2 separate regions of the Homo sapiens genome follow, and region 1 is linked to region 2. The links are chromatin loops, found by intact Hi-C in ENCODE. Cell type or tissue: psoas muscle. All regions are shown on one strand. Links, peaks and the distances in the headings refer to the core of each region. The heading gives the core; the rest is flanking DNA. Region 1 has its middle 28 kb from the start of SOWAHD. Region 2 overlaps SEPTIN6 (septin 6).

Region 1 (14,986 bases), core at 2,312-10,311, 44 kb after region 2:
TTAGCCTGGGCAAGCGTTGAAGAAAATGAGCACTCCCATACGCCGGGTGGTGGGTGTGTAGGCCAATTGGACCTTCATATGTTCACATTGTTTGACCCTGCAATTCCACCTATGAGACTTTGTTCCAAGAAAACGATCACTCGTGCATAATGATATACACAGGAAGATGTTTAGTGAAGCACCATTTGTAATAAGAGAAAGTTGGAAACAACCTAAATCTTCAACAATAGGATATGGCATGGCATAGTGGCTCACACTTGTAATCCCAGCAGTTTGGGAGACTGAGGTAGGAGAATCCCATGAGGCCAGGAGTTTGAGACCAGCCTGGCCAACACAGCGAGACTCCATCTCTACAAAATAATTTTTTTTTTGAGATGGAGTCTCCTCTGTCTCCTCCCAGGCTGGAGTGCAGTGGTGCAATCTTGGCTCACTGCAACCTCTGCCTCCCAAGTTCAAGCGATTCTGTTGCCTCAGCCTCCAGAGTAGCTGGGACTACAGGCATGTGCCACTACGCCCGGGTAAGTTTTATATTTTTAGTAGAGAAGAGGTTTCACCACAGTGGTCAGGCTGCTCTCGAACTCCTGACCTTGTGATCTGCCTGCCTCGGCCTTCCAAAGTGCTGAGATTACAGGCGTGAGCCACTGTGCCTGGCCAAAAGAATTTATTTTTATTTACTTATTTATTTATTTATTTATTTTTGTGGAGATGAGGCCTACTATGTTGCCCAGGCTGGTCTCAAACTCTCTTAAGCTCAAGTGATCCTCATGCCTCAGCCTTCCAAAGTGCTGGGATTACAGGTATGAGCCGCTGTGCCTGGCCTACACATTTTTTTTTTAATTAGCTGGGGCTGAGCTCGGTGGCTCAGGACTGTAATCCCAGCACTTTGGGAGGCCAAGGAGAGTGGATCATCTAAAGTCAGAAGTTCGAGACCAGCCTGGCCAACATGGTGAAACCCTGTCTCTACTAAAACTACAAAAATTAGCCGGACATGCTGGTGGGTGTCTGTAATCCCAGCTACTCAGGAGGCTGAGGCAGGAGAATCACTTGAATTCGAGAGGCAGAGGTTGCAGTGAGCCGAGATGAGGCCACTGCACTTCAGCCTAGGAGACAGATCAAAACACTGTGTCAAAAAAAAAAAAAAATTAGCTGGGCATGGTGGCATGTGCCTGTAGTTGTAGCTCCTCAGGAGGCTGAAGCAGGAGGATCTCTTGAGCCCAGGAGTTCAAGGCTGCAGTGAGTGCCACTGCACTCCAGCCTGAGTGGCAGAAAAAGACCTTGTCTCAAAAAATAAAAATAAAAAATAAAAAATTAGGATATTAGTTGTATTAGGCCATTCTTGTGTTGCTATAAAGAAATACCTGGAACTGGGTAATTTATATAAAAAAAAAGAGGTCTTATTGGCTCACAATTCTGCAGGCTGTACAGGAAGTGTGGCACTGGCATCTGCTAGGCTTTGGGAAAGCTTTAGGGAGCATTTTAACTCGTGGAAAAAGGCAAAGTGGGAGCAGGTGTCTCACATGGCGGGAGCAGGAGTGAGGAAATAGAAAGGGCAGGGGAAGGTGCCACACTTTACAACAACCAGATCTTGTGAGAACTCACTATCACGAGGACAGCACCAAGCCATGAAGGGATCCACCCCATAACCCAAATACCCCACCAGGCCCCACCTCCAACATTGGGGATTAAAATTCAACATAAGATTTGGGTGGGGACAAATTTCCAAATTATTTCATTAATTAAATAAATCAGGGTAGGGCGTGGTGGCTCACGCCTGTAATCCCAGCACTTTGGGAGGCCGAGGCAGGCGGATCATGAGGTCTGGAGTTCAAGACCATCCTGGCCAACATGGTGAAACCCTGTCTCTACTAAAAATACAAAAAATGAGCCAGACGTGGTGGCATGCACCTGTAGTCCCAGCTGCTCGGGAGGCTAAGGCAGGAGAATCCCTTGAACCTTGGAGGCGGAGGTTGTTGCAGTGAGCCGAGATCACACCACTGCACTCCAGCCTGGTGACAGCGCGAGACTGCATCTCAATAAATAAATAAATAAATAAATAAATCGTGGTGCATTCATACAATAGAATACTGTGTGGCCTTTAAAAATGATAATGTAAATTGTATTTATTGATGTGATTAGATGTTCATGATAGAATCTTTAGTAAAAATAGGCAGTTACTAAAAAGTATGATGGGGCCAGGCGCAGTGTCTCACGCCAGTAATCCCAGCATTTTCAGAGGCCAAGGCGGGCAGATCACCTGAGGTCAAGAGTTCGAAACCAGAGCTGGCCAACATGGTGAAACCCTGTCTCTAATAAAAATACAAAAATTAGCCAGGTGTGATGGTGGGTGCCTGTAATCCCAGTTACTCAGGAGGCTGAGGCAGGAGACTCGCTTGAACCCAGGAGGGGGAGGTTGCAGTGAGCCAAGATCGCACCACTACACTCCAGCCTGGCAACAGAGCAAGACTCCATCTCAAAAAAAAAAAAAAAAATTTTTTTAAAGTATGATAGTAAGATACTAGGTCTTCTATTTTAATAGTATGTAATATTGATATATAAATGCATAAAAAAACTGCAAGGATAAATACAAAGCTATTTACTATGAGTTGTTTTGGAGGTCCTTAATATTTTACTCTACATGATTCTATATCATCTTAAAATTTTGCGAGGCCATGGTGATACACACCTGTAATCCCAGCTGCTTGGGAAGCTATGGTGGGAGGATTGCTTGAGCCCAGGAGTTCGAAACCAGTCTGGGCAACAATAGCAAGACCCACCCCCCTCTTAATTAAAATATTTTTTAAAGTATTTTATGAAGATGTACTCATAAGCTGGGCGCAGCGGCTCACGCCTGGAATCCCAGCAGTTTGGGAGGCTGAGGCAGGCAGATCACCTGAGGTCAGAAGTTCGAGACCAGCCTGACCAACATGGAGAAACCCTGTCTCTACTAAAAATACAAAAAATTAGCCCGGTGTGGTGGAGCATGCCTGTAATCCTAGCTACTCAGGAGGCTGAGGCAGGAGAATCCCTTGAACCCAGGAGGCGGGGGTTGTGGTGAGCCGAGATCGCGCCATTGCACTCCAGCCTGGGCAACAAGAGCAAAACTCCGTCTCAAAAAAAAAAAAAAAGAAAGAAAGAAAGAAAATGTACTCAGGTATCATTGCATAATTGAAGAAGTTTTAAATCAAAAAAAGGAAAAGATAGAATACCAATAGTAAATATGTGTATATGACCATACGTATATGTGCTGTAGGTAAATATACATATAAGAAGGATCAGCCAGGCACGGTGGCTCACACCTGTAATCCCAGCACTTTGGGAGGCCAAGGCAGGTGGATCATCTGAGGTCAGGAGTTCGAGACCAGCCTGGCCAACATGGTGAAACCCCATCTCTACTAAAAATACAAAAAATAGCCAGGTGTGGTGACACATGCCTGTAATCCCAGCTACTAGGGGGTGCTGAGGCAGGAGAATTGCTTGAACCCGGGAGGCGGAGGTTGCAGTGAGCTGAGATTGCGCCACTGCACTCCAGCCTGGGCAACAGAGCGAGACTTGTCTCAAAAAAAAAAAAAAAAAGCATCTGGCCAGGAGCAGTGGCTCACCCCTGTAATCCCAGCACTTTGAGAGGCCGAGTCAGGCGGATCACTTGAGGCCAGGAGTTGAAGACCAGCCTGGCCAACATGGTGAGACTTCGTGTCTACTAAAAATACAAAAGAAACTAGCCAAGCATGGTGGTACGTGCCTGTAGTCCCAGCTACTCTGGAGGCTGAGGCAGGAGAATCACTTGAACCCGGGAAGCAGAGGTTGCAGTTACCTGAGATCACACCACAGCATGCCAGCCTGGGTGACAGCAAGATCCTGTCTCAAAACAAAACAAAACAAAACAAAAACAAACAAAAAAAAACAACTAATATGAAGCTCTTAACAGTAGTTGTTCTGGATTGGAGGATTATGGATGATCTTTATGCTCCCTTTTTGCCTGTCTATATTTTCTATAATTAGCATATATTACTTTTGTAATAAGAGAATGTAATCAAGTATATTTCATTTTGAGAAAACATTACAGTGAGAAATAAAGGCCAGGAGAGAAGGACTACTCATGCTGGCTAGCCAGCCCATTATCTCTCAGTAAAGCACACCTACGTGGGAGGCCACATTTTAATCAAGAAGTTGCTTAGTGACCACAGAACCAGAGCAAAGTGCCTAGCTGGATGGCTCTAATGTCGAAAGACAGCAAGCAATGATAGCCTGATGTATCATCTCCACTGCAGTGCTAACCTGCCTGCCCTGAATGCAGACTTTAAAACACCCCAACACACCTAAAGCACCAAGAACCTGCCCTAAGATTGTTTGATCGCATTGCCCTGGATCTTCCTTGCTTGTGTATGACTTACATTCGCCTGACTGTGTCTCTGGCTGACAATAAACTCTCAGCTTCATAGCCTAGCTTTGCATCCGTTTGTGGTCTGGTGTCTGACTCTTTGTTTTAGCATTTGCCCTTGGTCTCCTTGAGGCTTAATTTGCAGCTTCTCTCTAATGAATTTCAGTTTGGACTTGCTCCTTGACTCATCCTGCTAAGCTCCTCTAGTTGCAGGAGCCCGGGTAGGGGCCCTGCCTCTCCTTGTTCCACTGCTGGGCAGGGGTAGGACGTGGGGATTCAGACTTACACCTGACAAGGCTAACTTCAGACACATTTTTTCTTTAGCTTATAACTTTCAGTTAACTTACGATCAATTCTTTTTTTTTTTTTTTTAAGACGGAGTCTCGCTCTGTCACCCAGGCTGCAGTGCAGTGGCGCAATCTCGGCTCACTGCAAGCTCCGCCTCCCGGGTTCACGCCATTCCCAGTAGCTGGGACTACAGGCGCCCACCACCGCGCCCAGCTAATTTTTTTTTTTTTTTTTGTATTTTTAGTAGAGACGGGGTTTCACCGTGGTCTCGATCTCCTGACCTCGTGATCTGCCCGCCTCAGCCTCCCAAAGTGCTGGGATTACAAGCATGAGCCACCGCGCCTGGCCTTTTTTTTTTTTTGAAACAGAGTCTTGCTCTGTTGCCCAGGCTGGAGTGCAGTGGCGCGATCTTGGCTCACTGCAACCTCCGCCTCCCGGGTTCAAGCAATTCTCCTGCCTCAGTCTCCCAACTAAGCTGGGACTACAGGTGCACGCCACAACACCCAGCTAATTTTTGTATTTTTAGTAGAGACGAGGTTTCACCACATTGGCCAGGCTGATCGCGAACTCCTGACCTCGTGATCCGCCCACCTCAGCCTCCCAAAGTGCTGGGATTACAGGCGTGAGCCACCGTGCCTGGCCTTACAATCAATTTCTTATTCTTGGCCCGGCACAGTGGCCCACATCTGTAATCCCAGCACTTTGGGAAGCCGAGGAGAGCAGATCACCTGAGGTCAGGAGTTCGAGACCAGCCTGGCCAACATGGCAAAAATCCATCTCTACTAAAAATACAAAAATTAGCTGGGCGTGGTGGCACTCGCCTGTAATCCCAGCTACTTGGGAGGCTGAGACACGAGAATCGCTTAAACCCAGGAGGCGGAGATTGCAGTGAGCCACGAAGAAAGTGCAGTTATGATGGGGAAGAGGGAGAAACCAGTGGCTGAAGAGGGGCATAATGGGGTTGAGGTGGGGGAGTGTTGGTTTTGTTTTTCAATAGTCTGGAGCAGGCTTTGAGGCAAGCTAGTTTCAAAGCAGCCTAGGGTGGTGGAAAGGGCTTGAGTTTTTCCTCATCTTGACCATGACAAGCTTTCCTCAGCTTGATCTCATCTCCGCCAGGTGGCAGGGCAGCGAGAGCCCTGGCTCAGGAGCCAGACTGCCTCCGCTCTTAGCCCAGCTCCACACTCCACAGCGTGACTTTAGCCCAGTTATTTGTGCCTCAGTCTTCTTTCAAATGGGCATAATAAGGGTACATACTCCATAGGATTGTCGACCTAAAAAGAAGCAGCTTGGGCAAAATTAATGTAAGTAGAGAGTTTATGTGGGCCAAGCTTGAAGATTGCAACCTGAGAGCAGAAAGTCAAGTTTCCCTGAATGTACACTTCAATTACTAGCAGTTACAGGTGGAGTTTTGAAGGCAAAAGTAGGGGACAAGGAGTGGACTGATGCAAAGTTGTTTGTCAGGAATTCTCATTGATTTACAGAAATAACATTGTTAAGCTACAGACTGTGGGTTGTAGTGTCTGGTGTGGCATTATTGGGTTAATTTATAGCTATTTATGGCAATAGCAAGCAATTTCAAGAGATGAATACACAGTTCAAAGTGGGGAGTAGGGCCTGATTTCAGTCTCATTTTAATGTCTCTCCCGGCCTGACCTGCATTCCTCAGATAAAAATTCTTTTCTCGGGATCATTGTAAGAAGGGAGATAGCTCCCAGCCTGGGCAACATGGCGAAACGCCGTCTCTACAAAAAATACTAAAAAATGAGCCAGGCATAGTGGCAAGTGTCTGTGGTCCCAGCTACTCGGGAGGCTGAGGTGGGTGGATTACTTGAGTCCAAGAGGCAGAGGTTGCAGTGATCTGAGATCGCACCCCTGCACGCCAGCCTGGGAGACAGAGTGAGACCCTGTCTCAAAAAAAAAAAAAAATTGCTCATGCAAAGATGCAAAGTACTTAGAACTGTGGTTGCCTGGCATGGCACATAGTAAGTACCTGCTAGGTGTGAACCGCTATTGTTGTTGCTAGCTATGTGGCCTTGGGCATGTCACTTAACCTCTCACTTTGTCATTCAACCTCTCATTTAACTTCTCATCATTCATCACTTGATTAAGGATTCAAAGTGCCTTTGCCCGTACTAGGTATTCAGCAACACTCAGTTCCCTTGGTTCTTTATATGGTAATAATAGTATTTTACATATGAACACTTACTACACTCCAGGCAGCTCATCTATTACCTTCATCATCCTAGTTAATTATCAAGACAACCATATGAGGAAGTGACATTCGGAAGCAGGTATCCCTAGTTTACAGATGAGGAAACCAGGGTCAAATAGATTGCGATTGGCCCAAGGGCGTATACGAAATGGCTGAGCTGAGATTTTACAATCCTATTTCTTTTTCAAATACTGACACTGGAGTGGGTGATGACCAGTTGTTACTAAATCCAGTGGCTAATCCTTTATTGCTACATGGTTTAAACCGATTGTTGCTGCTAGCTGATGATGAAAGGCTTTGTAGCCTTCCTCCGAGTGGGAACACTTTGCTGCCCCCTTGTGACTCACCAAGTTTCTGCCTCCAGGTTCCCCGTTATTTGAAAAAATAAACAAATAAATAAAAGGCCCGGTGCTGCGACACACGCCTGTAATCCCAGTACTTTGGGAGGCCGAGGCAGGCGGATCATGAGATCAGGAGTTCGAGACCAGCCTGGCCAACACAGTGAAACCCTGTCTCTAATAAAAATACAAAAATTAGCTGGGCGTGGTGGCACGCACCTGTAGTCCCAGCTACTTGAGAGGCTGAGGCAGGAGAATTGCTTGAACCCGGGAGGTGGAGGGTGCAGTGAGCTGAGATTGCACCACTGCACTCCAGCCTAGCAACACAGCGAGACTCTGTCTCAAAAAAAACTTTTTTTTAAAATTAACTATCTTTTCTGGTACAGTAATTTCCCTCCAGAAAAGGTGTTGAGGTGTTGCCTGGGAGAGGCAAGGGAAACATGATTGGAGTTGAATTTTGTTTTGTTTTGTTTTGTTTTAATATAGAGGAGAAAATATAGGTGTCTCTCTTTTTTATTCTTTCTTTCTTTTTTTTTTTTTTTTTTTTTTTTGAGATGGAGTTTTGCTCTTGTTGCCCAGGCTGGAGTGCAATGGTGCGATCTTGGCTCACTGCAACCTCCACCTCCTGGGTTCAAGCGATTCTCCTGCCTCAGCCTCCTGAGTAGCTGGGATTACAGGCATGCGCCACCATGCCCAGCTAATTTTGTACTTTTAGTAGAGACGGGGTTTTTCCATGTTCGTCAGGCTGGTCTCAAACTCCCGACCTCAGGTGATCCGCCCACCTCAGCCTCCCAAAGTGCTGGGATTACAGACATGAGCCACCGTGCCCGGCCTAAATATAGGTGTCTCTTACAGCAACTAGGGGCTTCACAAAGGTGGCGACAGTGGGCTCTGGTCTTGAGGGATGACTAAAAGTTTTCCAGGCAGGCTAGGAAGGGGAAGGACATTCTGAGCAGAGGGAACAGCATGGGCAAAAGCACGGAGATGTGATGGAGCATCTCGGGATTTTAAGCGAGGAGAGCAACATGCTTAGATTCATTCATTCTCTGATTCAACACATATGTGTCACATACTGTGCTGGGTGGTGACAATGACGGTAGTGAAAAACACCAAGTCCCTAAAATTATGGAGCTTACTTTCTAGGGAGGTAGATTTGAAGCAAATGCAAGTACGAGATGCCTCTGGATAAAAACAAAGCAGGGGATGGGAACAGAGAGGGACCAGAGGGTGTTATTTTCAACAGGGTGGTCAGGGAGGCCTTCCCTGAGCAGGTGACATTGGAGCAGGACTGAATGAAGTGGGGGAGCCTGCTTCATGAGTGAACTGGGAAAGATCACACGAGGCAGAGGGAACTACAGGTGCAAAGGCCCTGAGGTGGGAGAGTGTTCGGTGTGATCAAGGAGCCAGAGGCGGGGTGGTGGAGGACTGGAGCATCCTCAGTGCAGGTCGGGGTGGGGATGAAGTTGGTAGGAGAGGGAGGAGGTGAGATTGCAGAAGACTCAGTCATGTTTTCATGGAGGACCTTGTGAGCCATGGCAAGGAGTGGGGATCTCATTCTAAGAAGGGCAGGAAGTGTTTGCTGAGACTGTGTTGAGATGTGAGAGGAAAGAGAGGCATTTAGATGGCTGGCAGATTTTCACCCAAGCAACTAGGAAGACTTCACTATGGATGGGCTAAGTTTGAGAAGCTTATTAGAGCTCCAAGGGGAGCTGTCAGCAGGCTGCTGGACAGCAGCTGGATCTGTGTGTCTGGAATTCAGAGGAAGGATCGGAGCAGCAGGCGTCTGTGCAGAGGGGTCATTGAAAGACCTGGATGAGATGAGATTCTCAAGGGAGCGAGTACATAGAGACAAGTGGACGAGGTCCGAGCCCCATGGCTCCCCAATCTCCAGACTCTAGAGGATGGAGCCAGCAGGACCAGCAGAAGGAAGGCACTGAGGAATGACTGACTGGCTAGGGAGCTCAAAGGAAAACCAGGAGAGCTGGGTGTCCCAGAAGCCAAGGGAAGCAGGAGTTGCAAGGAGGATGGGGTGATCGACAATGTCCAATGCTGCTGAGAGGGTCCAGTAAGGTGAGGACTCAGACCCAACTGCTGGATTTGACAGCATAAAGGGAGGGCATGGATGACCTTGGTACACTCTAGCTTCATGGGCATGTGATCTGTGTAGTGGGACAGGGCCCCACTCTTAGCAGGGTCCTGCAATTGGTCTAATGCACTTCTGAGACCCTGTTGAATTTTTTTTTTTTTAAGACAGAGTCTCACTCTGTCGCCCAGGCCGGAGTGCAGTGGAGCAATCTCAGCTCACTGCAACCTCCGCCTCCCAGGTTCAAGCGATTCTCCCGCCTCAGCCTCCTGAGTAGCTGGGATTACAGGCATGTGCCACCAGACCCAGCTAATTTTTGTATTTTTGGTAGAGACAGGGTTTCACCATCTTGGCCAGACTGATCTTGAACTCTTGACCTTGTGATCCACCTGCCTCGGCCTCCCAAAGTGCTGGGATTACAGGAGTGAGCCACCGTACCCAGCCCTGTTGAAATTCTTAATACCTTTCTGCAGTGAGTTGAATATGGAACCTCTCTCAAAACATATATCCATCCAGAATGTGACCTTATTTGGAAAAGGGGTCTTTGCAGATGTAATTAAGGTAAAAATGTTATGACGAGATTGTATTGGATTAGGGCAAGCCCTAAATCCAATGACAGGTGTCCTAATAAGGGAAAAGAAAGGGAAAAGACACAGAGAGGTGACATAAAGACATAGGCAGAGGCCGGGCACCGTGGCTCACACCTGTATTCCCACCACTTTGGGAGACTGAGGTGGGCGGATCATCTGAGGTCAGGAGTTCGAAAACAGCCGGGCCAACATGGTGAAACCCCGTCTCTACTAAAAATACAAAAACTTAGCCAGGCGTGGTGGTGGGTGCCTGTAGTCCCCGCTACTCAGGAGGCTGAGGCAGGAGAATGAAGTGAACCCGGGAGGTGGAGCTTGCAGTGAGCCAAGATCGTGCCACTACACTACAGCCTGGGTGAATCCATCTCAAAAACAAAAACAAAAACAAAAAACAAAAAACAAAAACAAAACAAAAAAAAAATTAGCTGGACGTGGTGGCACATGCCTGTAATCACAGCTACTCGGGGGGCTGAGACAGGAGAATCACTTGAACCCTGGAGGCGAAGGTTGCAGTGAACTGAGATCGCGCCACTGCGCTCCAGTCTGGGCGACAGAGTGAGACTTTGTCTCGAAAAAAAAAAAAAGACAAAGGCAGAGATTGGAGTGATGCATCTACAAGCCAAGGAGCATGAAGGATTGCTTGCAGCCATCAGAAGCTTGAAAGGAGGCCGGGTGTGGTGGCTCACGCCTATAATCCCAGCACTTTGAGAGGCCAAGGCGGGTGGATCACTTGAGGTCAAGAGTTCGAGGCCAGTCTGGCCAATATGGTGAAACCCTGTCTTTACTAAAAATACAAAAATTAGCTGGGCGTGACAGCGCATGCCTGTAATCCCAGCTCTTCAGGACGCTGAGGCAGGAGAATCGCTTGAAGCTGGGAGGCGGAGGTTGCAGTGAGCCGAGATCCTGCCATTGCACCCCAGCCTGGGTGAGAGAAAGACTCTGTCGCAAAAAAGAAAAAAAAAAAGAGGCCGGATGCAGTGGCTCACGCCTGTAATCCCAGCCCTTTGGGAGGCCAAGGTGGGCAGATCACGAAGTCGGGAGATCGAGACCATCCTGGCTAACACGGTGAAACCCCGTCTCTACTAAAAATACAAAAAAAATTAGCCGGGCGTAGTGGCGGGCGCCTGTAGTCCCAGCTACTCAGGAGGCTGAGGCAGGAGAATGGCATGAACTGGGGAGGTGGATCTTGCAGTAAGCCGAGATCGCACCCGTGCCACTGCACTCCAGCCTGGGTGACAGAGCGAGACCACGTCTTAAAAAAAAAAAAAAAAGGCCGGGCGCAGTGGTAATCCCAGCACTTTGGGAGGCCTAGACAGGCGGATCACGAGGTCAGGAGATCCAGACCATCCTGGCTAACACGGTGAAACCCCGTCTCTACTGAAAGTACAAAACAATTAGCCGGGCGTGGTAGCGGGCGCCTGTAGTCCCAGCTACTCGTTAAGGCTGAAGCAGGAGAATGGCGTGAACCCGGGAGGCAGAGCTTGCAGTGAGCCAAGATAGCGCCACTGCACTCTAGCCTGGGTGACAGAGCGAGACTCCGTTTCAAAAAAAAAAAGTGTTCACATCCAAGTTCTCATTTGATCCTTCCAAAAGGCCTATGAGGTAATAAAGTAATTCCTTTCATGTCCATTTTTCAGATGACAAAATGGAGGTTCAGAGAGGTTAAGTAATCACTCAAGGTCACACAGCCAGTGACCAGCAGACCTAGAACTCCGATCACAATAAGATCTTTACCCCTCTTCGTGGCTGCCCATTTTAGCCAGCTTTTTTTTTTTTTTTTTTTTTTAGACGAAGTCTCACTCTAGCCCAGGCAGGAGTGCAGTGGCATAACCTCAGCTCACTGCAACCTCCACCTCCCGGGTTCAAGCAATTCTCGTTCCTCAGCCTCCCTAGTAGCTGGGATTACAGACACACAGCATCACGCCCAGCTAATTGTTGTATTTTTAGTAGAGACGGGGTTTCACTATGTTGGCCAGGCTGGAACTTTTGGCCTCAAGTGATCTGCTTGCCTTGGCCTCCAAAAGTGCTGGGATCACAGGTGTGAGCCACCTCACCCAGCCTTTAGCCAGCTTTTGACGCACAACGAGTGGGGGTAGCAAATTCTTGGGCATGTCCGCTTACAAATGTGGAACCCAATGTTTCTATGTGGGGTGGTGGTGGGGAGGTGGCTGCTCCTCTAGCAACAGTGATCCAGGCCAGCCCTTGGCAGGACTTCCTCACCAGAGTCGGCTGCAAAGCCAGCCAGCTGGCAGCCGGCCAGGCTCATAGAGTGAACCCACTTGGAGCCGAGAGCCCCACAGAGGGCACAGCAGGGGCATGAGGTCCAACAAACTCAGGCTGTGTGTGCTTCTGCCCCAGAGAATACAACGGCACTGGGAGAGACAGCAGCCACAGCTTCCCGAGAAGCACTGGAATCCTAGGAGCGGCTGCCGGGCAGGGGCAGGCAAGGCAGACAGATGGAAGAGTGCCCAGGCTGCATCATGGTAGCAGTTTGAGGTTCTGTTGAAGGAGGGAAGTGACAAGCTGGGCTGAGTGACAGGCATGGATGAGAGGGCAGACCAGGCTCTGGAGAAAACAGCACATGAACCCATCTTTAGTGACAGTGAACTGAGCAGAGAAATGTCACTTTCAGGCCTGGAAATGGCCAGGGAGGCATAATAGTGACTCCTGCAGGGGGCTTCTCCTCAACCGGGAGCTGGGCGTCCAGGGCAAGGTGGCCAGGCTTGTGCCATCTCAACTACTTGGGAACAAATAGACTTGGCACTCTATGTTTAGCCACCAAAGTCAAGACCAGGAGCCCCGAAGTCCCATCCCCCAAGGAGCTGAGGAGCCCAGATGCTAGAAAGAGGGCCACAGGATGAGCAGGGCCAGCAGCTGCCTGGCAGGACATCTGTCACAGCCCATTGGGCAGCAACCAAGAGGAGTGCGGAGGCTACGCGGCCCCATTTGCTGAAGGGGAGGGCTGCAGACTGCTCATCTGGGAGAGGGACAGATGAACCCAGAGCCAGCCAAGGAGGTCACAGCCCAGTCAGATCACAAAACAAAACAAACCAAACCCAGCTCTCATTAACTGAAGCTTGGCACATGCTGGGCATTGTGTGATGTGCTGTCTTTGGAAGAGCTGCCTTAATTCGTAGGATAGCTAAAGTGTAATTATTATGTGATTACACCTTATTATGTAATTATTAGACAGAACCCACTTGGAGCTGAGAGCCCCACAGAGGGCACAGCAGGGGCGTGAGGTCCAACAAGCTCAGGCTGTGTGTGCTTCTGGCCCAGAGAAGACGACAGCGCTGGGAGAGACAGCAGCCACAGTTTCTCTAGAAACACTAGAATCCCAGGAGCAGCTGCTGGGCAGGGGCAGATGAGGGGGCAGGTGTCATTATCATGACCTCCACTTTATAGATGGGGAAGCTCAGGTACAAAGAAGTAAAGTGCCTTATATAAGTCACGTAGTTAAGTCTTCAGGCTGAGATTCAAACCAGGTCTGTCTAACTTTAAAGCCTGTTTTGTTCACTCTCCCTGGCAGGGCTATTATAACCATTACATGAAATAAAATATGATATTAGTAATAGTGAAGGCAGCCGGGCATGGTGGCTCACGCCTGTAATCCCAGCTAAGATGGGCGGATCACGAGGTCAGGAGATCCAGACCATCCTGGCCAACATGGTGAAACCCCATCCCTACTAACTTACAAAAAAAAAAAAAAAAAAAATTAGCCAAGCATGGTGGCGCAGTCCTGCAGTCCCAGCCACTCAGGAGGCTCAGTGAGGCAGGGGAATCGCTTGAACCCGGGAGGCAGAGGTTGCAGTGAGCCAATATTGCACCATTGCATTCCAGCCTGGCGACAGAGCAAGACTCTGTGTCAAATAAATAAATAATAGTGAAGGCCAGGTGCGGTGCCTCACGAGTGTAATCCCAGCACTTTGGGAGGCTGAGGCAGGCGGATCATTTGAGATCAGGAGTTCAAGAGCAGCCTGGACAACATGGCGAAACCCCATCTCTACTAAAAATACATAACTTAGCCGGACCCCAGGAGGTGGAGTTTGCAGTGGGCTGAGATCGCACCACCGCACTCCAGCCTGAGTGACAGAGCAAGACTCTGTCTCAAGAAAATAAAAAATAAAAAAAAGAAAGAAATGGGCCAGGTGCAGTGGCTCACGTCTGTAATCCCAGCACTTTGGGAGGCTGAGGCAGGCAGATCACTTGAGGCCAGGAGTTCAAGACCAGCCTGGGCAACATGGTGAAACCCCATCTCTACTAAAAATATAAAAATTCACTGGGTGTGGTCGCGGGTGCCTGTAATCTCAGCTACTCGGGAGGCTGAGGCGGGAGAATCCCTTGAACCTGGTTGGTGGAGGCTGTAGTGAGCCAAGATTGTGCCACTCCACTGCACTCCAGCCTGGGTGACAGAGTGATACTCCATCTTAAAAAAAAAAAAATGGCAGGGCGCAGTGGCTCATGCTTGTAATCCCAGCACTTTGGGAGGCCGAGGCGGGCAAATTACCTGAGGTTGGGAGTTCAAGACAAGCCTGACCAACATGGAGAAACCCTGTCTCTACTAAAATACAAAAATTAGCCGGGCGTGGTGGCACGCGCCTGTAATCCCAGCTACTAGGCTACTTGGGAGGCTGAGGGAGGAGAATCGCTTGAATCCGGGAGGTGGAGGTTGCGGTGAGCCGAGATCGCACCATTACACTCCAGCCTGAGCAACAAGATCGACACTCCGTCTCAAAAAAAAAAAAAAAAAAAAAAAGAATCTTCTAACCTAAAAGTTGGAAAAGCCCCTAGAAGTGATGTACTCCAACCCTCTTTTGTATGCAGGAATTCCTCCATGCAGCCTCCAAGAAAATACTGATCCAGTCTCTGCTTAAGTATCTCCAGTGATGAGGAACTTACTATTTCCCAAAGCAGCCATTTACATTTTAAGATTCCTATCATGGTTAGATAGCTCTTAATGGAACTGCGCCAAAATCTGCTTCTTTGTCAATTTCACCCAGGGGACCAGGCTCTGTGCTGTGGGACCACAGAGACGCACAGTAATATCAACTGTCAGGTGCTTTGAAGATTTCAAGCACTCTCCTTTTTTTTTTTCTTTTT
Region 2 (14,986 bases), core at 4,735-12,734:
TGAGCCGAGATCACGCCACTGCACTACAGCCTGGGCAATAAGAGCGAAACTCTGTCTCAAAAAAAAAAAAAAATCAATTATTGGCTGGCGAAATGTCTCACACCTGTAATCCCAACACTTTGGGAGGCCAAGGTGGGTGGATCACTTGAGGCCAAGAGTTTGAGACCAGCCTGGGCAACACAGTGAGACAACATCTCTACAAAAAATCAAAAATTAGCTGGGCATGGTGGCATGTGCCTGTGTAGTCCCAGCTACTTGGGAGGCTGAGGCGGGAGGATTGCTTGTGTCCAGGAGGTAGAGGCTGCAGTGCGCTATGATGGCACCACTGCACTCCCGCCCAGGTGAGAGAGCAAGATCCTGTCTTAAAAAAAAAGCAATTGTTCCTCTCTCTCTAGAGCATTTTGAGGACCTACAAAGGCAGTGTAGTGTAGAGGTTAAGAGTAGAGGCTTTGAAATCTGGCAGGTGTTAGTTACAGCCCCATCTCCACCATCTCCTGGCTGTGTCACCCTCAGACAAGTTACATAAACTTCTTAAGTTTTCCCCATCCATAAAATCGGAAACTATTGAGTAGGAGTGTGAGGATTATACAGGATCATGCTCCTCAAGCCCTTAGCGTAGTGCCTAGCATGTGGTGAGCATTCAATCAGCAGTAGCTGCTGTTGTTATTCACTGTGGGGTTATCCTTACACCCCCAGCCTGAAGGGTACTGCATGGAACACTGTGGCTCCCTATGGCTACAAGAAGCTGCCTCCGTGCTTCCTCTGGGTCCCTTGACTCCCTAAGGGTCAGCCAAGCCACTCCCAGCCCTGGAAAGCAGAGGGCCTTTGCTTCGCCTGCAAGGCCCAAAGCTGCTTATAGTTAATGATTTTACAAAACAGGAGGAGACTCAAACTGGAACAGGATTCCAAGGAGCCAGGGGGAAGCATAAAAGGGGCCTGCGTGGAGCGTGGACTCAAGAAATGTGCCAAATACCAACCAACGGCCACAGGGGAGGGGAGGGGACAGGGGAGAAGGGAGCTTGAGACAGCTGAGCTAGACAAGAAGGGAGTACTATGTAAGGAGTCAGTTTCTGTTGGGTGGGGCTGCACCAAGCTTTCCATAACTAGAAAGATGCCAAGAGCAGTCCAAGAAGGGCACGGTTAGTGCCAGGAGGCCCAGCCCAGCATCACAGGCTGCACTAAGCAGGCAGCTCTTCTGTTGGGCTGGACCACCTTTTAGACTAGGTCCATAATAAGGGCACATTTTCACACTGAAAGGGGTGGGGTGTGAGGGTGGTGGAGCCTCTCAGCAGCCAACTTTGTCAGAACCGGCTCCCAGATAGCCCCTTCACACAGCTTTAGATCTCACTCCCATCGGTGTCACTAGATCCTGTGAGGGCAAGCGACAGGGCTAGTGCCGGTGAATGCCATGTGGCAAGTTCATTACCCTCACACATCTCACCCCACACCCTCCCAGTGGAGAACTCTTAACAGACAACCATATGCCATCATTCAGTGAGAGTTGGTGTATTCTCTGCCCCAGGGGGTCCCCTGAAGACACCTGAGGCTGGGTGCAGTGGCTCGCACCTGCAATCGCAGCACTTGGGGAGGCCGAAGTGGGCGGATCTCTTGAGCCCAGGAGTTTGAGACCAGACTGAGCAACAATGGCAAAACCCCATCTCAACAACAAGAAAAATACAAAAATGAGCCGGGCATGGTGTCGTGAGCCTGTGGTCTCAGCTACTCAGCAGGCTGAGGTGGGAGGATCACCTGAGCCCAGGAGGTCGAGGCTGCAGTGAGCCATGATCTCGCCATTGCACTCCAGCCTGGGTAACAGAGCAAGACACTGTCTCGGCCGGGCGCGGTGGCTCATGCCTGTAATCTCAGCACTTTGGGAGGCCGAGGTGGGCGGATCACGAGGTCAGGAGATGGAGACCATCCTGGCTAACACGGTGAAACCCCGTCTCTACTAAAAATACAAAAAATTAGCCGGGCGTGGTGGCGGGCGCCTGTAGTCCCAGCTACTCAGGAGGCTGAGGCAGGAGAATGGCGTGAACCTGGGAGGCTGAGCTTGCAGTGAGCCGAGATCGCGCCACTGCACCCAGCCTGGGCGACAGAGCGAGACTCCGTCTCAAAAAAAAAAAAATAAATAAAGACAGCTGAGCCTCATGAGTGGTTCACATCACTCAAGGCTTTGTTCTACGTTCACCCCTTTCTGCTTCTCCTTCTCATTTCCCCTTCTCTTTATTAAAGCAAACAAAGTAAGATGCAAGATTCCCACTGCTAGTTCTTGGTCCGCAACGCTGCAGGGGAGTCAGGGACATGAGAACTGATATGCTTTCTTTACGGAGCCTCCGATGTAGCAGGCATCGGAAATTGAGGTGGACTCAGAGTTGAGGTTTCCTGAGCCATTTGTTATCACCCCTGGCTGCCTCTTCCGGCCTCCAACAAATTCAGCACCATGAAGCTTCAAGTGCTCCAAAGTCAAAAGGAGAGGAAATGAATTTTCAAACTGAAGACAGTGCTGTAAAGAGCCCTAAACGGCAGAAGAAAAAATTTTCTTTTCTTTCCTTTTTTTTTGATAAGGAGTCTCTCCCTGTCTCCCAGGCTAGAGTGCAGTGGCGCGATCTCAGCTCACTGCAACTTCCGCCTCCCAGGTTCAAGCGATTCTCCTGCCTCAGCCTCCCGAGTAGCTGGGTGCCCACCACCGCACCCGGCTAATTTTTTGTATATTTTAGTAGAGATGGGGTTTTGCCATGTTGGCCAGGCTGGTCTTGAACTACTGACCTCAGGTGATCCACCCACCTTGGCCTCCCAAAGTGCTGGGATTACAGGCATGAGCCACCATGCCTGGCCCAAAAGAAATAATTTTTTAAGCCCTAAGAAGCAGAAGTATGGACTTCATTTCCTAAGCAATGGGATTTGGGGGATTTTGAGTGATTTGAGCAGGGAGGGCCATGATACAGGGAGTGTTTTTAAAAGATCACTCCAGCTGCAGGGTGTTTGCTTGATTGGATGGACAGAGAGACTAGGAGCAGGAAGACATAGGAGGAGATGACTCCAATAATGTTGAGCCAGCAGAGTGACATCCAGGCACTGTGACAATAAATGCTGGTTGGTGTGAACTGACCTGACTTGGGACTCAAAGAGAAGGAACAAATTTGAGAGATGTCTTAAGAAGGGATGAGCCTCTGCCGGGAGCAGTGGCTCACGCCTGTAATCCCAGCACTTTGGGAGGCTGAGGCAGGCGGATCACGAGGTCAGGAGTTCAAAACCAGCCTGGCCAACATGGTGAAACCCCATCTCTACTAAAAATACAAAAATTAGCCGGGCGTGGTGGCGGGAGCCTGTAATCCCAGCCACTCAGGAGGCTGAGAGGCAGGAGAATCACTTGAACCCAGGAGGCGGAGTTTGCAGTGAGCCGAGATTGCGCCACTGCACTCCAGCCAGCCTGGGGGACAGAGAGAGACTCCGTCTCAAAAATAAATACATTAATTAATTAAAAAAGAAGGGATGAGCCTCAAGGAGTGATTGGGCAGAGAGAACAATCGCAAGGGTCTAAGCCCGGGAGCTTGGATTGACAGCACCATGGAGACACATAGGAAAGCCAGGAAAAGATGCCTGTTTAATGGGGACGATGAGGAGACTGATTTTAAATTAGCTGTTACTAAAAAAATTACATTTATCAGATTTTTTATTTTGTGGAAGTAATCAATGTTCACTGTAGAAATTTTAGAACATACAGATAATAATAAAGAAGAAAATCAAAATCAACCATAATATCACTCTCCAGAGATAAACACTCTTAATTTTATTTATTTATTTATTTATTTATTTATTTATTTATTTATTTATTAGAGATGGAGTTTCTCTCTTGTTGTCCAGGCTGGAGTGCAGTGGCACAATCTCGGCCCATGGGTTCAAGCGATTCTCCTGCCTCAGCCTCCGGAGTAGCTGGGACTACAGGTGTGCACCACCACGCCCAGGTAATTTTTGTATTTTTAGTAGAGACGGGGTTTCACCTTGTTGGCCAGGCTGGTCTTGAACTCCTGACCTCAAATGATCCGGCCACCTCGGCCTCCCAAAGTGCTGGGATTACAGGAGTGAGCCACCATGCCCAGCCACTGGTGACTTTTAGAATCCTTATTTCTTTTGTATCTGTTACCCAGTGTCCAATACACCTAAATTAACTGAGGAGTTTGGGAAAGAAGGGACATAGAACCTGGTCAATGTGTTTTTCTTGCTAACTGGGATTTAAGCAGCAAACTTTTTGTCTCAATCCCTGTAGCTAAGAAAGCTTCAAAAATGTATTTGTGGCCAGGCACGATGGCTCACGCCTGTAATCCCAGCACTTTGGGAGGCCGAGGCGGGTGGATCATGAGGTCAGGAGTTTAAGACCAGCCTTGCCAACATGGTGAAACCCCGTCTCTACTAAAAATACAAAAATTGGCTGGGCGCGGTGGCAGATGCCTGTAGTCCCAGCCACTCGGGAGGCTGAGTTAGGAGAATCACCTGAACCCGGGAGGCAGAGGTTGCATTGAGCCGAGATCACGCCACTGCACTCCAGGCTGGGCGACAGAGTAAGACTCTGTCTCAAAAAAAAAAAAAAAATGTATTTGTATAGTTCCTACTTTAGGAAATCCTGTCTGGCAAACACTATGCACCCTTGCTTTGATGAATCTTATAAGATGTCAAGGTCATCATTATGAGTATCAGTCCGCATTGTTCAGAGTTAAATACGCAAAGGTAGGAAGGACAGAAGGACACAACATTGAACTGAATGTACACTGACCCCAGCACAGCCCCTGGAAGTTTCTCCCCTCCTCTCTCACTAAATCTCTGATATCTTATCTCTTTCCTCTTTCTCCTTAAGGTGGCCTGATTAATTGAGGGCCTGATTACTTTGATTGCAGTTAATTGAATGTTCCTTGACTACAATGTGCACGAGAGGAGATGGAACCGGCAACTTGGCCCAGCATGTCTGACAGTAAATCTCAAGTTTTCATCTTTAGTAGCAGGTGGTGCCATATTACCATACTGAAGGCCTGAACTGAGATGCTGGAATGGCCAAAGTCACCATTTTAAATTGCACTTCTCTCATAACCCTGCAACCTCCTCTCAGAATCTGTACAAAGATCTATTACAAGGAAATTTATTACAGCACAGTTTATAATGCTGAAAAAAAAAACCCAACCTAAATGTCCAACAATAGGAAAATATTTAACCAAATTATGGTACACGCATATTCTGGAATATTCTACATCCATTAAGAAGCATGTGGGTAGTTCTGTATGTACTGATGTGAGTATCTCCAAGACATATTATAAAACAGAAAACAGAAGTTATAGGGCGACTGTAATAAAATAGAAGAAAATGGAAGTTATTACATGACTGTAATCCCAGCATTTTGGGAGGTCGAGGCAGGTGGCTCGCTTGAGCCCAGGAGTTTGAGACCAACCTGGGCAACACAGCAGAATCCCGTCTCTACAAAAAATACAAAAATTAGCCAAGTGTGTTAGCACACACCTGTAGTCCCAGCTACCCAGGAGGCTGATGTGGGAGGATTGCTTGAGCCCGGTAGGTCGAGGATGTAGTGGGCCAAGATTGTGCCACTGCACTCCAGCCTGGGCAACAGTGAGACCCTGTCTCAAAAAAAAGAAAGAAAAAAAAAAGAAAATAGAAGTTGTAAACTATAAGCACAATATGAGCCCATATATGCCCCAGAAGCCCTGTAGATGTGTATTTGCACGTAAATGTATGTGGATGCATAGAAAGAAGACTGAAAATACAGCCACCAAACCCACAATCGTAGCTACCTCAGGGGAGGGGGATGGAAATAGGGGCTCAGTCAAGGGAGTAGTCGGTATGCTTCCCTATTGTTTGACTCTTTTATAGCACGAATGTATTCGCATGTTACCCATGTAATTTTAAAACATTTTTAATATAAGAAAGAAGAGTTCTCACTCAGCTTTGCAGCAGGGGTAATTAGGATGCAGAGAGTCTGAGAGGAGCTAAAAGGAAGGCAAAATGAAAGAGTGCTCCTGAGAACTGGGAGAGCGCCCCACTCCCCTCCCCAATTACATTTCCTGTTTTCTCCTCATCTGCAGTCACCTGTGGTTTTTAAATACGTTATACCACATTTCATATCACAGGCAGAAACACTGCTCTCTTTCTCTTCTGCCTCCTCTCCTGAGGACACACCAATTTCGTTTTTTAATTGAATATTCGTAAGGTTCATATTATCAAGAACAAGTTATGGTGGTTCCAGCTGCGCATCTTTCTCTCATTGCTGTTACTGAAAATAAAGAGTCCCTTAAGCACCCGAGTAGGCCACCTCTGTCCCCCACTCCCCTTGGCCCCTCTTCCAACCTCTGTGATAGTAAGCAAGCCGTATTTGAGGCCTCTGGGAACTGAGGGTGCATCTGTGTCAATGGAGAATTTCCCGCCTCTGTTTCAAACCAGGGTGGCTAAATTAGTAGCTGTCATTCTAAAGAATAAAAGCAAAAAGTTTGAAACTCATTGCTGATGACTAGGCTGTCCCTAAACTTTCTCCTCTGGCCATTCCCATCCAAATACTAGGAAAGCGGCCAGGTACGGTGGCTCATGCCTGTAATCCCAGCACTTTGGGAGGCCAAGGCGGGCAGATTACTTGGGGCCAGGAATTCGAAACCAGCCTGGCCAACACTGGGAAAACCCGTCTCTACTGAAAATACAAAAATTAGCCAGGCTTGGTGGCTCATGCCTGTAGTCCCAGCCAGTTGGGAGGCTGAGGCAGGAGAATCGCTTGAACGCAGGAGGCGGAGGTTGCAATGAGCTGAGATCGCACAACTGCACTCCAGTCTGGGCAACAGAGGGAGACTCTGTCTCAAAACAAACAAACAAACAACAACAACAAAAATGCTAGGAAAGAAAAGAAACACTGAAACCGGACTCTCTTCAGTCACCTACTGGTGGGCCCAAGCTCTCACACCTCCCTTTTCTCCATTTCCACTCTCAGCCCTGAACACTGATGTCTGAAAGACCGTGCAAATCTCCAAGACTATGAATCATCGGTTCAGTGATACATGATGGAATATTAAGCAGCTGAGAAAAATGTTTTCTAAGAATATTTAATGACAAAAGGAAATGCTCACCAAAGGCAAACAACAACAGGAAAACCAACCTGTATACACAGGGTCATCCCAATGATGGGGGAAAATACACATTTTTTAAAAGATTAGAAGAACACATGCCAAAATAATGTCAGTGATTTCTTTTGGGTAGAGAGGTTGTAGGTGATGTTGCTTTTCTGGGTTTTCCAAATGTTCTACAATAGGCATATTTTACTTTTATAAACAGGGAAAATGTTACTTTTTTAAAAAAGATTCTATGATGATACTTTCCTGGGTAGGAAAGTGGCCTCAGGTATTTTAGAAAAATATTGAACTACAACCAAAAAGGTGCCTGACAATTTGGGTCATCAGAGCATTTAGCTTTCAGGCAGTTTTATTGTATATAAAACATTTATTTTACCAGAAATACAATAAAACCCTATTAGTCTCCTTATTATAACTTCTTTTTTTTTTTTTTTTTGAGACAGTGTCTCACTCTGTCAACCAGGCTGGAGTGCAGTGGCGCGATCTCAGCTCACTGCAACCTCTCCCTCCTGGTTTCAAGCGATTCTCCTGCCTCAGCTTCCTGAGTAGCTGGGATTACAGGTGTGTACCACCACACCCAGCTAATTTTTGTATTTTTAGTTTAGTAGAGATGGGGTTTCACCATGTTGGCCAGGCTGGTCTAGAACTCCTGACTTCAGGTGATCCACTCGCCTCGGCCTCCCAAAGTTCTGGGAATATAGGCGTGAGCCACTGTGCCCAGCCCCCTTATTATAACTTATTATTACATATTATATATATAACTTATTGTCATACAGTATAATTTCTTATTATAATGATTCATGTGAACCAGAAGTCAAATCATATATCCTGAAACATGTAGCAAAAAGTCTTGATGAAACAATCAGGTAGCTGATAGCTTCCTCTGCTGCCTCCAATGCTGCCAAGGATGCCGCTGTATTATGTCATAAGAACCACAAAAGCACTGATAAGTTCCCAGAGGTTTTTTTTTTTTTTTTTTTTTTCTGAGATGGAGTCTCACTCTGTCTCTCTCAGGCTGGAGTGCGGTGGCACGATCTCAGCTCATTGCAACCTCCGTCTCCAGGGTTCAAGTGATTCTCCTACCTCAGCCTCCCGAGTAGCTGGGATTACAGGCGCCCACCACCACATCCAGCTAATGTTTGTATTTTTAGAAGAGACGGGGTTTTGCCATATTGGCCAGGCTGGTCTCGAACTCCTAACCTCAGGTGATCCGCCCGCCTCAGTCTCCTAAAGTGCTGGGATTACAGGTGTGAGCCCCCGCACACAGCCAAGTTCCCACAGGTTTTAAAAACAATTCTCAAATGCATCCAACACATCAAATATCAGAATGTCCCTCATGCTAATTAAGCCAGGCTAAGAGGAAACTGAGTAGTAGCAATGCCCTATCCTGGGAAAGAGAAATGTGGGGGCTGTTCTAAGGAGAAATAAGGCCTGCAAAAGCTGGCAGCACCCCCAAGGGGCCTCAGAAATGCCCTTCAGTTGGGGAGCAGTTGTGCTGAAGAAGCACAAGACAGACTATCCTTACCAGACAGAGGAGGAGGCCCATTTTTGGCAAATCCAATAGATGAAACTGATTTTAATACACAAGATAAATTCCAGAGTGGCTTTTCATTCTATAAAAGGATTCACAGCAGGATTCCATTAAGTAGCCGGCTCTTCTACTGCATTGAAAGCAGGATTCAATAGACAAACATTCAGCTGTCATGTACCTTTATAGGAAGACAATAGCTATCTACACCTACATGGACAGGCAATATCTGAAGGGTTGTTTCTGTTCCACTTACCGAGAGCCTGCTGAGCTAAAAGCATAGATCGACCTTCCCTACGACTCTCTCCCCACCCAGCTCAAGGGGTCAAAGCAGGGAAGGGGTGGGGTTCAATTCTGCCACCTCATTCGGAAGCAGACGCAGGCAAGGACCTAAAAGAAATGAGGCTGGAGAAAAAGGAAACATAAGCACCATACAATGTTAGAGCTGGAAACGCCCTTAAAGATCACCTAATCCAGCCCTTTCGTTTCACAAAAGGGGAAACAGAGACTCACAGAGAGGAAGTGACTTGGCTCACGTCACAGACTGATTTAGTGACAGAGAATAGTGCTAGGATCCAGGCCCCTGTCGAGCCAACGGCCACTCTCAAATGGAAAAGCTGACTCAAGTGGCACATGTGTTTCTTTAGACTGGTAAAATTCCGGGACATTGAGCTTCTGGCTTGATGCTGGTCAGGGGCAGAAGGGTCAAGGAACCGAATCTGGAAACCCGTGAGCTCCCCAAGGTGGTTCTGGCCCACAGAAGGCAACTGAAGCAGTCAATGCGGTGGAAGGCACTCATTGTGTGTTCCTGCTCTCTACTCACTTCCCCACTTTTTCCTCCTGTTTCCCTCTCTTTTGACTGCGGCCTAAGTCTCAGCCTGGCCAGCTGCCCAGTTCTGCTGAAGAACCCCAAGACTAACACAAGCCTAAGTCTAGGTCAAATATCCCCACCTCAGGCCAGGGGTGACCCTTGCTCAGGGTGAGTGAAACTTTCCCACAAAAGCCAGCCAGATTCCCTGGAAGCCAGACAATTGAAAGAGAGTTTTCTAGGTGTTCTGGCTATTGTTACCTCCAATCTGCTAAAAAAGAAAAGGTTTACCCACAGGCCTCTGGGTGAATGCCCAACTGCCCTCTGGGGAGCCTGAATTTGCCTCTGCCTCCATCTGGTCTTGTTTAATGGGGATCTGAAAAAAACCCAGTTCCTGCCTCAGCGCCAGTGTTCAGAGCTGGGGGCCTCCAATGTGAAAGGAAACCGAACACGACCTCACACCTCATCAGGGCCAGGAAAACAGAGTTCTGCCCCGTTACCCCAGGGCCTTCATTCCGGGTCAGAGAGGGCCATGGCAGGGGAAACCTGAGCCCTGAGGCCTCTCGCTGAGAAGGCCTGCAGATCTTTTCCCTGGTCACCTTTAAGTGAGTGGAAGGGCCGGCTGAGAGCGCGCTGCATAATTCAGCAGATGGCTGCCTCTAATGAGAAGACACTGAAGAAGAGGATAACATTATTTCTCACCCTCCTGAGCATGTGGCCTCCTTCCTCTGTGCAGGCGGCAGAGAAACCCACGGTTTCAAATCCCAGCAGCAGAAGCCTCCTCCTGCCAAACTGAGGAGGAAGGGTCTGTGTTTCTAATTTATTCTGCGCCCCCCACTCCAGTTGTTACTTAAAATAATCCATCATTACATGGCTGGTGGCTCCAAGATTTTTATTTAAAGCAATATGGAGAAGAAAAAATAAAAAAGAAAACCCACACAACCCGTGACTGTGCTATATTGGATTTAAGCTGAGAATCTTTTTAATATCAGAGAGTCTCCGAATCACCCTAGTATACTCTTCCCTGGGCCCTATGGGAGTGCTGAGGGAGTGTAGTGAAAAGAGGGGGAAGAGAGGTCATGGCAGGATTTTGATGTCTTAGAAACATCATGAAAAGACAAGTGTTTTTAAACAAGGAATCTGTGTCATCTGGTGGGTGTTTAATCGTATCACCCACTGACCAGCAATAGCACTTCGGACTAAGTAACTTGGTCTCCCTACACCCATTAAATAAAGGGAACAGTAATACTTGTCCAGGAAGCCATTGGGGAAAATGAAATCATACAGATGGAAGCATTTCGAGATCGTTGAAAGAAACATGTTATATATATCCATGGCTTTCCTTCTTTCCTTCTTTTTCCTTCTTTCCTTCTTTCTTTCTTTCATCTGTCTTTTTTTTTTTTTCTTTTTTGAGACGGAGTCTCACTCTGTCGCCCAGGATGGAGTGCAGTGGCACAATCTCGGCTCACTGCAAGCTCCGCCTCCCGGGTTCACGCCATTCTCCTGTTTCAGCCTCCAGAGTAGCTGGGACTACAGGCACCCGCCACCACGCCCGGCTAATTTTTTAATTTTTAGTAGAGATGGGGTTTCACCGTGTTAGCCAGAATGGTCTGGATCTCCTAACCTCATGATCTGCCCGCCTCGGCCTCCCAAAGTGCTGGGATTACAGACGTGAGCCACCGCACCTGGCCTCATCTGTCTTGAATGTAGTTTTAATGTACATGCAACTAAAAGCCCTTCTCAATTGTTCATGCTAATATTAAACCATGGCTCTGATCATCCAAAAACCCAGGCAAGTCCAGAAATCAGCCCTACTTAGTTTGGGAATACCTTTTTCCAGAGGACTTATCTTCCTAATTGGCTTTGCTCAGGCTAATGCAATAGGTTTGCTCCCTTATAGCACACAAAGGCAGTGGCCATGCTTGGTAACAAAGCCAGCAATTAATAGAAAATTTACAGCAGAGACTCCACAAAGTAAATGCTATGCACATGACTGCAGATCAAAATCTCATTAGATGATACAGACAAATCACTCTGCTATAATGTAGTTTTGTATTAAGAACACCGCTAACACTCACATTTCCAGGATTTAGGATGTAAAAAGGAAACAGGGCTTATTCCTGCCTTTCATCTGGAAGCTGTGAGAGGGCAGAGTTCCTGCGTGCCTTGGCCACCACTATATCCTCAGCACCTGGCACGGGGCCTGGCCGATCAGTGCCCAGTGAATATGTGCTGAAGGAATGAATGAAAATAAAAGTGGGTGAATTGGCAAATGAAATGTTCCCAACCCAGTAGCAGATGTGAGATCTCACCCACCTTCACACCTACCCATTTCCTATTTGAAGCCCTCAGGAAGCCCTTCCTGTCACCCTCTGCCTCCATTCATTGCTGAGTTAGGTTCCCTTAGTAATGAAATCTCATGGCAGGCAGTCACTCTCCTGTGTAGCACTTATCACAAAGATAATTAGATAGTGATTTGTGTCTGCCTCCACCAGTTCCTTGAAAGAAGGGACCATGTGCATTTGGGGGACATTGTCATTCTGCCCGCTTTTTATTTTGAAAAATCCCAGGCCGGGCGCTGTGGCTCACACCTGTAATCCCAGGACTTTGAGAGGCCAAGGTGGGCAGATCACGAGGTCAGGAGTTCGAGACCAGCCTGGCCAACATGGTGAAACCCTGTTTCTACTAAAAATACAAAAATTAGCTGGGCACGGTGGTGCACACCTGTAATCCCAGCTACTCGGGAGGCTGAGGCAGGATAATTTCTTGAACCCAGGAGGCGGAGGTTGCAGTGAGCTGAGATCGCGCCACTGCATTCCAGCCTGGGCGACAGAACAAGACTCCATCTCGGGGAAAAAAAAAAAAAAAAGGAAAAGAAGAAAAGAAACATCCCAAACACACAGAGAAGTTAGAAAATAATGTAATGACTGTCCAAAAACCCCTCAAATTTAGAATCAACATTTTTAAATATTTAGGGCCATGTAAACTTTCTTCCGTGTTGTATCACCAATAGAGCTAGGTAATAGGGTTTTGTTTTCTATGTTTGAGGTACGATACTACCTTTAGTGGGTGGTGGTAGGAACGCCTGAAGCAGAGACCTCAAAGGGAATCAAAGGGTAACTGCCACGTGATGATAGCAAAACCAGAGTGCAGCAGCAATCTTTTCCCCACCTGAAGACAGTTGCTCTGAGACAGTTGACCCAGACCAACCCCAGCTAACTTTGTAGGGCAAAGTTAGCCCCTGAAAGTTCACTTGGGAGAATGACCACTACCTAGATTGCCACTAGAGAAAGCTTCATTGTTCACATTGTGGGACTAGTTCAAGCCAGAATCATCCAGATGCTCTTGGTATGGGCCGGCATTTACGGTCTGGATCCCAGAATGCAACATTGAAAGGAACAGCTCATTAAAAGAGCCAGCACATGCAGCTTTTGGGGCTTGCCCTGTGCCTTGGTTACCTTGGACAAGTCATGGAACCTCTCGAAATATATATTAATAGCAGCCCAAGCCACCTCATAGTCAGGGGGTGAGGTGGGGCATCACAAGGATCTTCTATAGTTCTTTAATTATTTCACAGTGTCCACAATTTGTCATTCCAACTAGACTATAAGCTTAAAAGCCACGAACTTTTTTTTGTTTTGTTTTTTGAGACGGATTCCCACTCTGTCGCCCAGGCTGGAGTGTAGTGGCACGATCTCGGCTCACTGCAAGTGCCGCCTCCCAGGTTCACACCCTCAGCCTCCACAGTAGCTGGGACTACAGGTGCCCGCCACCACGCCTGGCTAATTTTTTGTATTTTTAGTAGAGATGAGATTTAACCATGTTAGCCAGGCTGGTCTCGATCTCCTGACTTTGTGATCCACCCACCTCGGCCTCTTTTTTTTCTTTTTTGAGATGGAGTCTCGCTCTGTTGCCCAGGCTGGAGTGCAGTGGTGCAATCTTGGCTCACTGCAACCTCTGCCTCCAGGGTTCAAGCGATTCTTCTGCCTCAGCCTCCTGAGTAGCTGTGATTACAGGCACGCACCACCACGCCTGGCTAATTTTTGTATTTTTAGTAGATACGGGGTTTCACCATGTTGGCCAGGCTGGTCTCGAACTCCTGACCTCATGATCTGCCCACCTCAGCCTCCCAAAGTGCTGGGATTACAGGCATGAGCCACCAAGCCCAGTCCGATCACGAACGTTTTTTAAAGCCTGCTACCTTTTTTTGTCCAGTTGACAAGGGCTAACCATAGTGCTGGCCACATATCAGTCAATCAAGTAAATATGGACACAGTGGAGAAATGGTGTTGTCACACCAAACCGTTTGTGGTGTTCATTCAAATGGGACGGACTTGTATTATGTGCACCAGAATTGAACTTCCAAGTTGGCTGCGTGCAATGTAAGCCCTACCCAACAACTTGAAGGCTTGTTTTAGTCACTAAGGATGTTTACCCACAGTGACTCTCAACTGATTCTAGAAAGAACACACCCCCCACATACATACACATACACACACACACACACACACACACACACACACACACACACTAGGGCACTTACTCGCATGGTACCACGTCTCAGAGCTCATTAAAAAGAATTCCTGGCCGGGAGCAGTGGCTCATGCCTGTAATCCCAACACTTTGGGAGGCTGAGGCGGGTGGATCACAAGGTCAGGAGTTCGAGACCAGCCTGGCCAACATGGTGAAAACCCCCCTCTACTAAAAATATCAAAACTAGCCAGGTGTGGTGGCGGGTGCCTGTAATCCCAGCTACTCGGGAGGCTGAGGCAGGAGAATCGCTTGAACCTGGGAGGCTGAGGTTGCAGTGAGCCGAGATCATGCCACTTGCACTCCAGCCTGGGCAACAGAGCAAGACTCCGTCTCAAAAAAAAAAAAAAAAAAAAAAAAGAATTCCTAAGCTAGCCACACTTAGGTTTATTCTCTAGTCTTCTGTTCCCAAACCCTGAATACATGTTCCTTGGAGGAAACAAGCAGCAACCAGATGTCCAAGGTCTCCTGAGTTAACTCCGTCTTCCCTGGTGAATTACAACTTATTGCAGACACAAAGGAGAACAGAGAGACAAATGACACATAAACAGGAGCTTCACTGGCTGGGGGAGGGGGGCATGGAGAGTGACGTCAGTTTTCCCAGAAACCCATTTATCACGATAACAAGGTCTCGAGTGCTTAGGCTGCTCTTTCAGCTTCAGAATCTGGCGTACAATTATGTTCTTCATCATACAGTATGGCAAGGCCAGCCAGAGCAAACTGGAGCCATGCAAAGCAAACCAAGTGGCCCTAAAGCACCCCCTCACCCCCATCTGCAGAACAAAGGGCATCTCTAGGTTGCCTGAGTTGTGCCTGAGGTGAAACACACACAACCTTCTGGAATGTTCCCCATTGCAACATCTGCCCTGCAATCCTAATCCAGGCAAGAGAAACTGGTGAGAGTATGGAGGACAGGTCGATGCAAATTCATTAGCTGACATGAAAAATCATTAGCGTCATTTTTGGATGGAGCTAGTGTAATCCCAGAGATTAATTCCTCTACTT

What was found. Peaks named below come from ENCODE experiments on the same cell type or tissue, not always from the same donor. Only the 100,000 strongest peaks of a DNase experiment are listed, where the experiment ranks them.
Region 1: it touches region 2 in a loop (6-fold over the local background); 17 of 110 quality-filtered maps call a loop at or near these places.

Annotation. Positions count from the first base shown.
Region 1 is chrX:119,722,895-119,737,880 of GRCh38, forward strand. No RefSeq gene overlaps it. Among named protein-coding and RNA genes, the nearest start is that of SOWAHD, 28 kb to the right of the region's middle. In psoas muscle, for the core only: a CTCF peak has its summit at 7,231 (motif pointing left); no DNase peak of the experiment used is centred there; H3K27me3 peaks cover 317 bases.
Region 2 is chrX:119,676,407-119,691,392 of GRCh38, forward strand. All of the region lies in intron 1 of SEPTIN6 (septin 6), which reads right to left. Among named protein-coding and RNA genes, the nearest start is that of SEPTIN6, 9.3 kb to the right of the region's middle. RefSeq lists enhancers at 1,257-1,757, 9,215-9,444, 9,715-9,764, 9,795-9,844 and a silencer at 1,696-1,815. In psoas muscle, for the core only: no CTCF peak of the experiment used is centred there; DNase peaks (open chromatin) are centred at 9,268 and 9,775; H3K27ac peaks cover 1,406 bases.